Regions from separate parts of the Mus musculus genome. Here region 1 is linked to region 2. A link is a loop called in an ENCODE intact Hi-C map of the cell type or tissue named here. Cell type or tissue: left cerebral cortex. All regions are shown on one strand.

Evidence for each region. A loop is a pair of places that touch in the nucleus more often than their neighbours do. Peaks named below come from ENCODE experiments on the same cell type or tissue, not always from the same donor. Only the 100,000 strongest peaks of a DNase experiment are listed, where the experiment ranks them.
Region 1: it touches region 2 in a loop (4-fold over the local background); 2 of 42 quality-filtered maps call a loop at or near these places.

Annotation. Positions count from the first base shown.
Region 1 is chr5:71,089,388-71,097,387 of GRCm38, forward strand. It overlaps Gabra2 (gamma-aminobutyric acid (GABA) A receptor, subunit alpha 2), which reads right to left and starts at 6,462. Exons shown (of 10, transcript NM_008066.4): 1 at 6,188-6,462; 2 at 5,145-5,231; 3 at 2,585-2,700. The coding sequence starts at 5,215. In left cerebral cortex, CTCF peaks have their summits at 3,244, 4,628 (motif pointing left), 6,706 and 6,934; DNase peaks (open chromatin) are centred at 2,729, 3,290, 3,866, 4,655 and 6 more places; H3K4me3 peaks cover 4,948 bases; H3K27ac peaks cover 3,663 bases.
Region 2 is chr5:69,588,986-69,596,985 of GRCm38, forward strand. It overlaps Gnpda2 (glucosamine-6-phosphate deaminase 2), which reads right to left and starts at 3,319. Exons shown (of 7, transcript NM_001038015.2): 1 at 3,223-3,319; 2 at 676-838. The coding sequence starts at 799. In left cerebral cortex, a CTCF peak has its summit at 3,298; DNase peaks (open chromatin) are centred at 365 and 3,334; H3K4me3 peaks cover 1,667 bases; H3K27ac peaks cover 877 bases.

The DNA.
Region 1 (8,000 bases), 1.5 Mb after region 2:
GCAAGTGACTTAACACAGAAAATATTCCCCGAGAAGCAGACTGCAGGAAACTTGGTTTTCTTTTGAATGTGTTTGTTTTATTTTGTTTAGTTTTTGATCCTATGACAGGGGAGGGGGAAGAAAACAACATTTGCTGAAATGTTATGTAGCCTATGGTATTATACAAGATTCCTAGTCAAGTCACATAGTACATACACTTTGTTGTTATTATATTTTATTCTGTTTAATAGAATATTTACATAGTTCAAAGGTGGAGGTTACACCATTATGATTCCAATGCTTATGATCCTTGAACAAATAAGTTTAGTTCATTTTAATTAAAAATAAAAAGAGATTGATACTTTCCCCTAGGTATCACTCGTTTTTGGCTACTGTATAAAACAATTTTTTTGCAACAGCAGTATTTCAGAAAGATAGCCTTCACAACACTATGACTGTGTTTTTGCATACACTTTTAATCAGAGGTAACAGGGCTTATCTGCTCTGGCGCCTTAGTAGGCAGGGCGTGGAGGAGAACATGGCTGAAGATATAGGTTGCCCCTCAACCTATATATGCTCCATCAAGTACCATCAATGGTATCTATCAAATTAGGACCATCGGAAGTGTGGGATCAAGAGAAAAGAGTGGGACATGTAAAGCAGAGTCAGGTAAGAGTCATTAGATCACGCAGTATTAATAGATGAACATGACAAAGGGATGGAGAAAAGAAAAGAGTAACCTAAGAAATGACACACTATATTCCATTAAACCAAGCGACAAGACAGTGGGGGTTCATATTTAAATGTGAGCAAATGGAATTTTTAATATAAGAAATAGTATTTAAATATTAGAGATCATAAAATATCTGAAAGAGAAAATACATAGTTTCCTCTACCCAGCCATGCAACCCAGAAGCAAAGATTGTTTTGGAACTGAAAAACAATGAAGTTCAAGGTCTAGCTGTTACATTTTACAACTTATTTTGCACCAGGCAATTTATTTAAAGATAAAAAGTTCTATGTTTGAGATAAACGAGCCGCCCTTGTGCAATCCGTATCATAAACCACCGTTACAGATTAGGACAATTTTGTGTTAGACTTGTTTCTTTCTCTACAAGAGAATACATGAGTGTGGTAATAGTTTATTGGCACATTTTCTATCATAATTTCCAAGCCATTTCTGTTTCAACTATTTAGAAATATCCAGTATTAAGGAAATACAGTGCTCCATTTTATGTTCTTCTTCTTCTTTTTTTTTTCTCCTAAAAAAAAAATCTCTTAGAAATAAAACCTGTCACTGTATCACTTGTGTCATTTTTGAAACATTGTTCTTCCCTGGATCCTCTTTTAAATTTGATGTGCTACTCAAGAATTAATGTGAAAAACAAAATGTAATTAAATGACATACTGTTTAACAGGTTGGGTCTCTTTGACTGTTTTCCTACCACTGTGAAGACATACTGTACAATTTCGGGAGATACTCAGAACCTAACAACTGTCTATTATCAAATTAATTACTAATATAAAATTCCACACATTGACTTAATATAAAGTTTGGACAAAGTCATGGGTACCCCAGGCTGGAACGCCCTGTGTAGCTAAGGAAGACTTTTAATGTCTGAACAATTTACCTCTATCTCCCAAATGCTGAAACCACAGGTGTGTATGTCACCAGGCCCAACTTAATAGAAACCCTGTGAGAAGCCTTACAAAGTTGTTAATGCTGGAACAACCAGAAACTGTACTCATCACTACCTGGCATGGAATGTTGAGCTAATTTTGTCTTACTTTTGAATCAATTAAGCATTGCAATAATTATGTGTACATGGGCATATTTATCATATATAGTTTTTAACTAACATTTTAAGTAACATATCTATATGTGTACAAATAGGCAAGCATTTAACATTGTTAAAACTCATAAGTAACAATATCTTGGCTTGGGATATTTTTATCAGTCCCATCCCTATGCTTACTTGTATCTAACTTTAGTGTCACTTAACAATCCTGAACACTAATTGGCATTTAACACACTAGCCTCCTCTAATTTCGATAACTTCTTAGATTTAAAAAACATTTTTTTTTACTTGAAAATTGTTGTTGAAGCCTGAAATTCAACTGTTTCAACTTTGTAAAGTAGGATTACAGCCACTACATATTTGCAACATCTTTATTTCTCTGATTATTGTGTAATCTATGCTGATCTGAAGATAGGCATTTGTAAAAGTGATAATTTAGTAGCATTTGATGCTACACAGGCACAGCAGATAAATAATACAAATATATATTCTCTGCATAGAAAACAGGATGTTTCCAATAATTTAACTATAAAACTGTTCACACACACACACACACACACACACACACACACACACACACATCCCTATATGAATATGGGCACTCTACACAATATATAGCTAAATAGGTTAGACATGTGCAAAGGGACGTTATAATGTTTATTTTGTTTTTCTTACTTTTCATTCTGTAGGACTTCAAAGACTTGACAATTTCTTCATGCATAGAGTGCATTAAGATGAGCACCTTACCTTTAACTTGTAAAGCCATTGTATTTTGAAGGTTTAAAATAAAGGAAAACTATTTTTACCTCCCAGTCCTGGTCTAAGCCGATTATCATAACCATCCAGAAGTCTGTCTAGAATTCTTGTAAAGATGGTGATGTTATTTTTAGCCTCATCTTCTTGGATGTTAGCCAGCACCAACCTAAACAGATAATTTTACACATTTGTATATATCATATATGTACATACAGTGTTTGGCTAAGCGCCAAAATGCTCTTTCTCCTTGATCTGAATTTAACTTAATTTAAGGCTCCTTCAGCCATTAGTGACATACATTTCTTTCTCTTTTTCACTCTATAAATAGCACTAAACTTGCTGGGAAGGTAAGTATTCTGTTTCAAAAAAGAAACAGTAAATATCAAAAGAATAATGGTAACACCTTTGAGACTTCTAGCATTTGTTATTCTGTATGAGCTATAATCTTAATGTCTCCTCTTTAGAACACACCATATTTGTTGATTCTCATATGTAGGCATTATCAACAAGATTGCTTTGCAATTAGATGAATGAAATAACTAGAGAAACTTCTGAAGTAATTCTTCAGTGTTGTGACTATTAATTGGAAAATAAACTGTTATCTTGGTGGCACAAAAATTCCCTGTCATTCTTATACATAGCATTCTTGTTCTCTTATGTCTTTCACAGTTTTAGATGAAAGTAATTTCCTCACTTGGGATATACCTCCACCCAATGGCCAAGCATAATATAGACATCAGGGGAACTCCACTGGCAGGTTGCCAAGCTCCAGTGTAGCCAGGAGATGGAGATGGGGTCTGAAGGCAAGAGCAACACACACCCTCACAGACTCTAAGAAGGCCAGGTCCTTTGAGTGGTCTCAGAGAAGTAATAAGGGGCTACATAAAGATAAAAGTGTCCAGTTAGCCTTTCTCTGGTGATAAATTTGTGGCAAGAAAAGGGGTCTTAAAACACCCCTAGCAAAGCTTTAGAGGCAGTGATTTTTCTTCATGATTTCTCCATCATAAAGCCAGAAACCTGATTTTGTGACAGCAATTTGGTCAAATAAACTGAATGTATAAAACAGAGTGTCCCCTCTCATTGCCATTTTTTCTCGGAATGATTCAGAGATTTAAATTACTGTCCCCAAAAAGGAATCATTTATATAATAGAATAAAATACTGCCATGAACATTATTGGGTCAAATATAGAACAGAAAATGAGTAGAGTGATATTTAGTTAAGCTGTCAGCACTGGGTCTTGGGTCTTATTCATTGATAAGTGAATGCCTAAGCCTTTAAAGTCAGGGAGTGTGTGTACTTCCATTCTAGTCAATATATATCATATAAAACATCAGCGACAGAGACCATTTACATTTAAATGAATGCAGAACCAGAAGCTAACAATACTTATAATACACCAAAATTGGCAATAAACTTCAAGCTGGAATTTTGAAGAACAGAGGGAGTGTTGAAGTGTGGACATGAAGATGGACATCTTCAAGTTATGTAAGAATATCAATTCATATACTCTACCTTCAAAAGTTTCTCATTCTAATTTTTAAAGCCAGTCCCTAAGATAGTCACAAGAGTCTAGCTGAAGTGTTTCACCTGAGGTGTTTGTTTCTCAGTTATAGTTCAGATTATCTTTCTAAAGTCAATATTTAGTCATAGATGGCATTTCCCAGTTAAGTGAAGTATTTCCAAACAGATTTCTTTTCTGTTCCAAAATATCTTAAACATTATTTTGTTAGAACTCATAAGGGGAATTATTAAAGAGTAATAGCTACAGAAGAATTATAACAAAATTTGTATTTTAATTTTTCTTGGGTTTAAAACCATTCCCTATACATGCATTCAATGAAATATACCCACTGCTGGTTTTATTTAAAAAATCAGAGAAAACGACAATTAATGATATTACTTAAAGCAATCAAACTAATTTCTGTGTAGATAATAGGCAAAAGAAAATTCACACATTTTAAGAAACCACTCTTTTGGTCATTAACCAACTGAAAAACAAATTATCTCTAAATTAATAAGATGAAAAGTTGGCTCATAAATCAGCTTTTGTTTCGATGTTTGTGATTGTCTAGTTGTGTGCTGCCTCCACCTACAGGTCTCAGACTCACATACCAGTTAGGTTTCCTACTCTGTCTATAGAAGCCCCAGTGGCTCAATACAAAATGCAAAGAAAGAAACAGAAAGAAAAGAAAAAGCCTAAGTTGCCACTTAAATCATTTAGCTGATTTTTTTTTTTCTGTGTGTTCCAAGGACGGCTTAGCTTCCTTACCAGAATTTAGTATAACTATGAACACCTTAACGACAGGCATTCTTTAAACTAATATATCCCTGATAGGGTAGTCGCTTCTTCAATTAAATGCCTCAAATAGAAAAAAAAAATCCCATTCATTTTTGTTGTGTGTGTGTGTGTGTTTGGCTGCTTAAAAAAAAATCAGCAAACTTTTTAGAGTTTCAGACACTTAGTACGACAATTTCCTGTACAATCCATTTCCACTAAAATAATTGATAATTCCTCAAAATACCTAGTCTTTTAAAGAGTGTGGATACAGTTGTGTCACTTAAAAATCATCCTAGACCTGGAATGAAGAAATCAAAAACAATGCTTCACCTGACTGGGTCCCACACCAGAAGAACAAGCAGCAGAGACCATACATTGCATGTGCTCAATTTTGTCTTCATCTTCTTGTTGCCAAAGCTATGGAAGAAAAAACAAAATTAAATTAAATTTGTTCTCATCCTACCAAGCCAATAACCCAAAAGAATTTCATTTCAATTAGGAGGGGATGTTACTCCTGTCTACTAGGTATAGGACTGGATGACAGGCAATGGGAAAGGATTTTTTTAATGGAAAGATTACACCACTAATACATTTTCCTCTGCCTATAACTTCCCCAGTCCCATCCTCTGAAAAAAAAAAAATCGTTATGCACGCATAAAATGACAACCCGGGACTCTAAACTGACACAGTAGCTGATGAAGAAATAGGTTGGAGGAGTGTGTGCGAAAGAGGTGGGGAGATGGATACTCCACGCCTCACCCTCTCAAGGAAGATCACCTCCGCAACGACAGCAGGAAAAAGCTGGCAGCAAGCAGGCTACTTTTTCATTTCTATCTTTTCCTTACAGTTAATTGTGGTACTCACGTCTTCACTTTACTCAACAACAACCACCATCACACCCTCAAAAAAAAAAAAAAATAGAAAATCAAATCCAAATCATTCGCCCTGCCCTTTCACATTTGCCCACGTCCATGTTCAAGAGGCAGCAGGGTGGAAATCAAGTGCTGCGAACTATGCATTTGACAGCTGCTCTGAGCCAAGACTACCAAAGGAGCGTGAGGCTCCGGATCAGACGCCGCTGAGCAGGCAGGCAGCGCTGCCAGTGTGTGCAAAGTTGGAGACTGTAAAAGAGCCGGGCCAGCGTGCAGCCGCCGGACTGGCTCTTGGATTTTTATTGTAGTTGCGAATATACGTTTCTGGGGAGGGACATTGGAATTCGATCTTGGAGGATGGAGAGACTAGGAGAACCTGAGCCTCCGTGTCGAAGGAGCATGAAGAGTGGAGTGGGTTGGTGGGGTGGGGGTGGCATGCTGGCGAAGCAGAGGGGAATGAGCAAAGGTTACCCCCGCTGCCACCAACGTCTGCGACCCTACCTGAACAGCTAGTAGAAGTAGTAGATGTTTTCCTCCAGTGGCTTTGAATCTGTTTCCACAGAAACTTGAGAGAGAGAGAGAGAGAGAGAGAGAGAGAGAGAGAGAGAGAGAGAGAGAGAGAGAGAGAGAGAGAGAGAGAGACTGCAGCAGCCTAAAGACCAGGCAGCAAACGAATGGATGGGCCGGTGGAAGCTGTAGCAGAGAGCTTGAGGAGTCGTGGCCGCGCGAGGAGTAGGCGGCGAAGGCGTCCGTAGTGGCGGTGATGGGCGGAGGAGGAGGAGGAGGAAGAGGAGGAGGGAGTAGCGATCGCAGGAGCCGGGGTGGGGGCGCGGAGGCGCGATGCGCGCAGGCAGGCAGCAGCGGGCACGAGCCCCGCGCCTGGAGGAGGAGGAGCTAGCCCAAGGAAGAGGATTAAGAAGGTTCCAGGGAATAGGGGACCCCTTATCCCCCACCCCAATCCTGGCCAAGCCACCGCCGCCCTCTGGGCACCTGGGGCAGCACAGCCGGGGTAGCGCGGGGCACCACAGTGCGCCTGGGAGCGCCGCTGCCCGCGCCCACACCGCGCTGGAGGAGTGGAGCCCACACCCTGCCTGGAGCTGGAGGCAGTGAGCTTCCTGGTGTAAGGGTTAGGGGGCGGCTGCTGGTGAGTGTGGGTGCTGAACTGTGAATGGTGTGTGTTTGTGAGGCCCTAGGTCCCACGGGCGGCTCCCTGCCGCTCGTCCCCCGACATCATCCCTAGTGGAGCGACGTGGTTGCCTGGAAGAGGTAACGATGTATGGCTCCCACTGGAGGGCGAAGGGGCTAATCACGCCTTTACTTAGTCATCAGCGCATCCACGCAGGACCATGTTAAACGCACGTTACGTGGAATTACACAGCAGGAAGTTTCTTTGATTTCCTTAGCCCTCTGGATGTACCTCTCTTTGCTCAGCGCTCCCATAATTAGGACCAGTTTCCCCTCAAGCTAGGAGGTCTGGAGACTTGCCCAAAGCGGATCAGTGAGGGCCCTATGCTGACCTTACCCTTCAGGAAAACCCCCTGCTTTCTTTCAGCAATGCTTTACCCTAATCTCTTTGTCCAGGCATTCTCCTTACCTGGTGCTCAAGATTCAGTCTAAGAGCTATAAAAAGTTTATGTTAGCCCTGAGCTAAGGAACCTGCTGCCTTCTTTCCATTGCAGACAGGAACGAGATGGAGCAGTTTGAGGTTTTCCCCCCTTTAGGGCTTTTTCTTGGCAGGGACTTGTAATTCCAAACCTATCATACACTTTGAGAATTCTGTGTTTGATCTGTCTGATGTTTCCTTCCGCTTTATCTGGGGCGATAAAATCGAACCGTGCAACATGAACAGAAAAAGAAAAAGGAAACCAATGAAAAAGAAAAGAAAGATGCATTCCTTTTTGTACTGTGCAGGAAACTGAATCTTAGGAACATTCTACTCAGGCAAACCAGAGCCGCTCTTTATCTTTTTTTCTCAGAAGTTTTCATAAATGTGAGACACTATAAAAGGAGAAAAGGGAGAGTGTCCTAAGCTTGTACGACTCTGTTATTTTACATTCAGAGTCAATATGTACCATTTGGTAGTTGAGCACACACACACACACACACACACACACACACACACACACACACACACAAGATTTTTTTTTTACTAGATGATGCAGTTTTCCTAACGGGCAGTGCTAATCTACAGTAAATTTTAGCTTTCCTTTGAAGATTATGGGAAGAGAGGAAGACACTTACAATAGAAATATTTCAGGCTGTTCCTTTTAAACCATAAGCCACCACGTTGCCAATGAGCATTTAACTTCTTAAA
Region 2 (8,000 bases):
TATGACTATGTTATCTTCTGTGCATGGAAGGAATCCAAAGCTCAAGGTATGTAGAATGAATACACTGCAGCCATTAACACTCAGTTCTGAGTCTCAGTGTCTCCAAACCTATCCATATAAAAGTACCCCGTGGTCAAGTGATCGTTTTAAAAAGGCAACGCTGAGAAGTAAAGCCGACACATGTAGTTGGTATGGGGGTTTATTTCTGTGATAAAGCAACAAGGGCTTTTACAATTCTCACTTGAAATACTTCTATCACAGAAGGATAAAAATTAAAAGCCTAAGAAGAGAAGAGCTCATAATAAAGGTAACATGGAGTCAAAAAAGTAGCAATGCGAAACTGAGTCATCACCTGTTAGTCATAAACGAGCTGTAAGAAATCAGGACTGATGAAGGCGGTGTCCTAGAAACTCAAGAGTACTAGAAAAGGATGCAGAAATATCACTGTCATCATTTAAAGCAGGATCCTTCTTGAGACTGCAATTTTTGGAGTAGAAGGTAAAATAGAATTTTAACAAATAGAATCCATATGTAGATAGTGCAGCAGACTGCAAATACTTCTGGCTTTATATACTAATATGTTCAGAAATTAGAAGTAGTTTACGAAGAAAGACCCTATTTCTTCCACAACTGTACATAATGTGAGTATATAAAAATAAAAAGTATGGTTTATACCTGTTGGTAAGCCCAGGGAAAAGTACCTGTCCTGTCCGGGTTTGAATTTTATGATACGATTGCAGATGTACTTGGCTGCCCATTCGCTGGCCAAGTCATAGTTATCAAGAATTACAAGCCTCATTATGGGTGATGCACAGCTCTCGGTCCAAGAGGTTGAAACCTGTGGAAATTCATAGAGTACTTTAGACATTGTTCAGACACACAGTATATGATATGTTGATTTTAAAAAAGAGCAATACTTAAGGAGGGCATACACACATAAAATACAATGCATACCTGAAACAGTACAATACAATTACTACCGGGAACAGTAGGAATAGCACTCTTTTTTGTCAAAAACGCACTGAGCTTCTGGCATTTTGAGTTAGGTCATTTAGATGTATATATTAATCCATAACAATCTTGTGAAGAGAACATGGACTCACATGACTTGTCTGTGGTCACATCAGTGACACAACAGAATTCAAATCCAAATGAAGCCATCACACTACACTATATACAAGTATATTATATTCTCTTATCAAAGCAGCCATCCCTGAACAAAACCAAAACAACAACAAAAACCTATCATTTCTTAACTACAAGTTCAGTACTAGAAAGCTTTAGTGCCTTTAAATTACTTACCAAAATCCAGAATTTCTGCTAAGAATACCATAATGATCAAATTTCTGTTCTGTGAAACATGTTTAAATCCCACCAGAAATAATTTTCAGCATCATTCTTTATATACCATTGAGATATCGAATGTGCATGCTCATAAGCACGCACAAGCAAACACACACACACAAAATGCAGGGAAAGGATTTTATAAGATCATACTTGACTGAAAGTGCTGGTCTCTTGGAAGAGAAATTCTTCACAAAAATGCAAATTTAGGACCGAAGTGCTTACTCTTTTACTTAAAAAAATATTACTAAGAAACTTATATATCCTATATGCAAGAAGCACAAGTCTCAGTTTTAAATTTCTATTTTCACGTTTAAATATGTCACTCACCAACACTGACCATTCAATGACATGGTGGCTTCAGCATTCCTGTTCAGTAAAGGCACTTTACACAGAATACTAAATCAAACTGTGTAAGCCAACAGGAACAGAACGTCTAATAACCAATACATGGAAACTAAATGATATTCTTAAGAACAGGACTTAGAATTCTAAAACAACAAAAAAAGTATGATCACTATAATCTAGAATTCTGGGACAATAATAAGAGATGAGCAGCGTTTATAGGAAAGAAGTCATGGAGTTTTTAAAACTCAGCCTCACAAAGGAACGCTGTCTTCATTTATGTCTATTAATAATCTAACATCAAAAATAACTTCAGAGTTATATCCAAAACTCCTAAACAACGGCTGGCTCTCACAGATATGTACTTCTAATATGATTATTCAACAAACAACCAGAAGAAAAAACAAACAAACAAAAAAAAAAAAAAAAAAAAAAACCAAAAAACAGTAAGGACCAGAAAAAGAACTTCACAGCGCTCCGGTATATCTAAGTTTTTCACACGTGCCAGGGCTCACTCCGTGTTAAACACTAAACGAGGCTCCACAGGCACACATTTAATGAGTTGACCCTGTTGCTTTAGAGTATTCGATTAACTTAATACTTTCTGAATTTCTGGTTATCCCCCACTTTCGAGGTAGAAACTGCAACTCAAATACTGCAGAAGTTACAAAGCTATTACGTTTTGGAGGGAACTGGACTTAAAACACATTTCAAATGTTTTATCCATATGGAATCACTAATAATAACTTGTAAAAGACTCTGGGCCCCTCTCCTTGGCTCCAGTAGATCTTAAAAGGAGTCAGAGAACCAGTTAGGTATCACAGTGTATTCATGCACTTGAGCTAAAATGAGAAACACTGCAAGGAAGCAACCAAAGGTCAGGCAAATTGTTTGGTTTTTACTCTGAAGGGAGTGCTCTTAAGGGAGTTCACCTCCAAAATTTCTCAGTGAACCCCCCTCACTCAGTATAAATTATTTTTATTCAGATGTCGAATACGCTCCTTTTCCTTGTTTTACAGTCATCAGAAACCTCAACTGTGGATGCTTTCTGATTCGGCATCGTGGCCAGGTAGCATTTAAACAAACAAACGCCAATTTGTCTTTAAGTGCTTACTGCAGGTGCCGATTCATTTGGGCAGGGCACCCCAGGGAAACTGGCTGAACCCAAGTCCCTGAACTCTCTATGGGGAGGTAACTTCTACACTGCGGAACTTTCACAGCTTTGGGCAGCCCAACAATCCACGCACGGGGTGTGCTGAGCTGCAGTGCTGAGCTTCTGCAACCCCCTCCCCAGATCTGCCTGCGCTGGGCCAGGACTGCTCTACCCTAAGCAGCCCGCGGCAGAGTGAGGACAGGGGGCGGACCGGCGCTGGAAACCTCCCGTGGCTCGGCTAAGGCCGATTGCACACCCCGGGCTCAGGGGCGTCAGGCAGGGGCGCCCAAGCCCTGCTAGACTTCACTCCGGGTCCGGGAATCTGCGACAACGAGCCGCGTCCAAGCCCCGCTTCGGAGCTGTGTCCCCCCTAAACTCACCGGCGGACCTACAGCCTCATCCAACGACCGAAGAGCCGGAGCTAACACACCCAGCAACCCGCCAGCGACTCCAGCCGGTGAGGACTGAGGAAGCCTGAGAACCCGGATGCAAACACAAACACAGGAAGGGACTCGGGAGGACGCTGCGCATGCGTACTGCCAAAGGTGGGGCAGGGGAGAGTGGAGCACTATCACCTGTGGCTTTTCCACCTAAGGGATGTGCTGGGCAGTCTACAGTCCTTGGGTCAGTCACCTGTCACCTCTCTCTTTCGTTAAGTCCTTCAGAAGCTGAATTGTGGTAGACTCCTTGTAGGATTGTAATGAACGATATATGACCTACTCGATCACTTCACCCCAGATATTTGCTATTCACTCTTCTCAACATCATCAACTGGCTCTCAAAAGGAATAAGAAGAGTTTATTCTGGAGTCAAGCAGGGATGCCTATGGTTAGAGAACTAGATTCCAATTAGCCCAAATACTCTCTTCCAAAGATGCAATCGTTTCATGGGGCATTTTTAGTAACAGAACAAAGGGAAAATCATAACAATATGCTTTTCAAAGGCGTTGAAGCATCAGATAGAAAGCTCCAACAAAATGGAAAATCCCTGTTATATACCTCAGTTGTTGCCTGATGATGTCTCTGGCATCTAAGTTTCTATTTGTTCCAAGAGCATTTCCCTACTAGGTTACACACACAAAGTAGGTAATAAGTGGTCATATAAAGCATTGAAACACCCCAAGATAATTTGTCTCAGCATTTCAAACAAAGAGTATGTTATAATCCCCTCTGATGGTTTAAAATAGGTGCAGTGTTACTTTGCGAGCACAGTAACTGTTCATTGAAATCCTAAGAACTCTTATCAAAATTAAGTTTGCAGAGAGGAAAAACCGAAACCCAGGATGATCTCAGAAAGTGGAACATAGATTATAGTATTGTGTAGTTTGTACTGAATAATTCTAAGGGGGTAGAGGAAGCCGACATAAACTCTGAACGTGTGTCTCAGTTTTTGTAAAGGTCAAAAAAAGTAAGTAAGCAGCAGTCACTTTTAGCCAACCTCTAGACTGAAGTCGGGGACCCCTATGGAAGAGTTAGGGGAAGGACTGAAGGAGCTGAAGGGGATGGCAACCCCATAGGAAGAACAACAGAGCTCCCGGAGACTAAGCCACCAACCAAAGAGCATGCATGGGCTGGTCTGTGGCCCCAGCTACATATGTAGCAGAGGACTGCCTTGTCTGGCCTCAGTGGGAGGGGATGGGCTTGGTCCTATAGAGAACTGATGCCCCAGAGAAGGGGGATGCTAGAGGGGTGTGGTGGGAGTGGGTGTGTGGGTGGGGTACTATCCTCTTAGAGGCAAAGAAGAGGAGTGATAGCACTGGGGTCTTGTGGAGGGGGTACTGGGATGGGGTCAACACTTGGAATGTGAATAAATAAAATAATTAATAAAAAACAAAACAACAACAAAACTGTTGTACCCAGTGAGAAGCTGATTCAGAATCCTGTTTCCCTAGACACAACAAAATTAAGATAAATATAGTGTGCTATTTACTCAGACTTCTAAACTGGGGTACCCTCATTGTAAATCTAGACTGGGTCAAATAGCCGTCTAGGTAAATCCTTCAGGCAAATCAAAAGGTTCTGATATTAGTTATGAAGTCTCATAGGACAGCTAATACTTTGAAAGGGAAGAATGTTTCTTATGATCATCGATTTAAGCTAATTTTAAAAATCAGTTGTTACCTTTTCTTAGTACTATCAGCTTCAATCAAAAGAGTTTTTATTGTGCAATATTGCAATTTTTTTTTTCTTTTCTTTTTGGTTTTTTGGAGACAGGGTTTCTCTGCATAGCCCTGGCTGTCCTGGAACTCACTTTGTAGACCAAGTCTGCCTCGAACTCAGAAATCCACCCGCCTCTGCCTCCCAAGTGCTGGGATTAAAGTCGTGTGCCACTTGGTACATGAATAACACTTTAAAAACCATACTTTTTCTTCACTGTTTTTACCTGAGTGTTTTGAACATTCTAACATAAAGCTAGTTTCATCCGTGCTGTAAATACTGATGATGGATCGATCAGATGTCTCTGTCTTGATTGCAAAATGATATTCCCTAGCTTCTGCTTTCTCAAATTTGCAACTCAACCACAATCTTTGCTGTTCAAAGCAAAAATTGTCATACTAGACAGAGAAATGAGTTTTGGACAAGGGTAAGGGCATGGAAAGTCGAGTCATGATCTGTTCATTCGATATTGCAGAAGAGCACTTGGATGCTGGTAAATACTGATTGAGCCCCAACAAGGGTAGAGCATATGAGGGCCCTGTCATCGGTGAAGGCAAAGACTTACAGAAATACAGACATAAGTCACCACCAGCACCTCATTAACTAGGACACCATGACACTCATCCTGGTCAAGTCACTTCATTTTTCACATCTTTGTGGTTGGAGAGAAACTTTACATAAAAAAGATGTGTCTCCTCCAAATAAAGTCTTGAGAACATGACAAAGAAGTAAAAGTGTTCTAAGGATTGAGTTTTAGGTATAAGAGTTTGGTTGAGTAGTTTTAACAGGTTATTTTCATAGAGAGTGACAACATTCCAGCAGCACAGGGATAGTCTAGTGTAGGTGTCTATGGATGTGGCAGAACAAAAATGAGGTCAGATACTATCTTCCTCAGAAGATGGTAGATTTCCGGAAGTTATCTGGTTCAGAAGCCTGGGGCGGAGCCTAAAGTATGTTTCAGTCAATATTCATCATGACAGAAGAAGCTGTCTCCTCAGATACCAATAGGAATACATACTGACAAGGAAAATAACACAGAACATGATTCTATTCCATTATAGCTGATATCAGAGGGAAGAGAATGAACCCAGAGCAGATGCACTGACATATTCAACACGATCTTAGTAGAAGGTATTTAGAGTTCACAAAATTTACAGTGTAGAAATGTGTAGTCTAGTAGATCACCAAAACAATTTAATTAATCAGAAGGTAATTTATGTAAGTGCCATGCTTTTATAGAATTATGTGGCAGTGTTCTAAGATTGAAACATTCTTCAGGCAACTCCTTAAGAAACTTAACAGCTTAAAACAGCACCAGGAAGTTCCTGAAACTGACCAAATTCACCAAAACCCTCCCTCTCAAGAATAAATGTCATAGGCCACTGAGAGTCTCTCTCAGACAAACCCAATGCAAAGAAGACTTTCAGAGTTGCAGAGCAGAATAGACTCTGAGAAAAGACCAGAAGCCTGAAAGAGGCAGGAACCAGTCAAGCTGCCTTGAATATATTTAGAACAACAGAGTCACTTGGAAAGGCCACTCTTCAGTCTGTATTCCTATTGGTATCTGAGGAGACAGCTTCTTCTGTCATGATGAATATTGACTGAAACATACTTTAGGCTCTGCCCCAGGCTTCTGAACCAGCCTGCAGTCTGTGTAAACCTCTCCAGCTTCCCAGCAGTTTTGAGCTGTCATCCATGCTATGGTTGCCTTTGAGTCATTTCTGTTCCTGTAAATTACCCCTCCCCCATATTCCTGTAACTAACACCAATATAACTCATTGGTTCCCCAAGTTGTACTTTGATGGACTTGTACTTTAGTTCCATGGGCTTTCTATCTTCCATGAATAGATTGTTTTGAGTCTTCCTAGGAGAATTCTTGCCTCTAAGCATATAGGAATAAAACTTCAGCCATGGATCATGATATGTGGTTGTTTTGATCCAAGTTTTCTTAAAGACTCTTGAGGTCTGAGCATCATTTTTCTGTCATCATTGGCTTTTTCTACATCTGCTTTGAAGAACTATCTGCTCAAATCTCACATGACTTTAAAAATTACAGCATTTTCTTTATTTTGGGGATTGTTAGAGAGTTTTGGTTTTTAAGACAGGGTCTTACTATGTATTCCTGGATGGTTTGAATCCACTTTATAGAACAGGCTGGCTTCAAACTCACAGATGTAAGATGCTTCTCCCTTCCAAGTGCTGAGATTGCAAGTTCATGCCACCACACTGCACCACACCAGTGAGTTTTTGTTTTTGTTTGTTTGTTTGTTTGTTTTAAAAATACACCACCATTGCTAGATCCTTATCAGATACTGAATATATGTGCATATTGTTTCTCACTCTACAATGCCTTTTCACCTCCGGGTATTGCAATACGCAGCAGAAAGCAGGTTAAAATTAGGTGGAATAAAATTAATCTTTCTTTTTTCATTGTCTGGTGATCTTGGTATGCTGCCTAAGAAAATTAACTAATGCATGTGTATGGAGATTTACATTTGTCTTTCATTCTAAAGGTGATAGTTTGAGCTATTTATGTTTAGATCTTTGAGCTAATTGCTAAATATATTATGTGGCAAGGATACAACTCCCTTCATTCTTTTATGTTCTTAGTTGTTATATGCTTAGTTGCACACGTACATTGAGAAGCCAATTCTTTCTCCATTAAATGGTCTTGATATGCTGCTTGAAAAATCTCTTTGACAGATGCAGGGACTCACAATGCTGTTTTATTGAGCTGTGTGTGTCTGTCTTTATGTTAGAATGACAATATGTTGTTTATGATAGTTTCCTAGGAAGGATTAAAATATGGAAATGTGAATCTTCCATGTTTGTTCTTTCTGAAGATTGTTTTGACTAGACTATTTGGGAGGACTTGTATTTCCATATGTATTTCAGGAGCAGCTGTGAGCTTTTCTGGAAAAAAATGTCATAGGGATTTTACAGCAATTGCTTTGAACGTGCAGATCAATATAGAAAGCAGTGCCATCCCAGTGTGCCGCCCG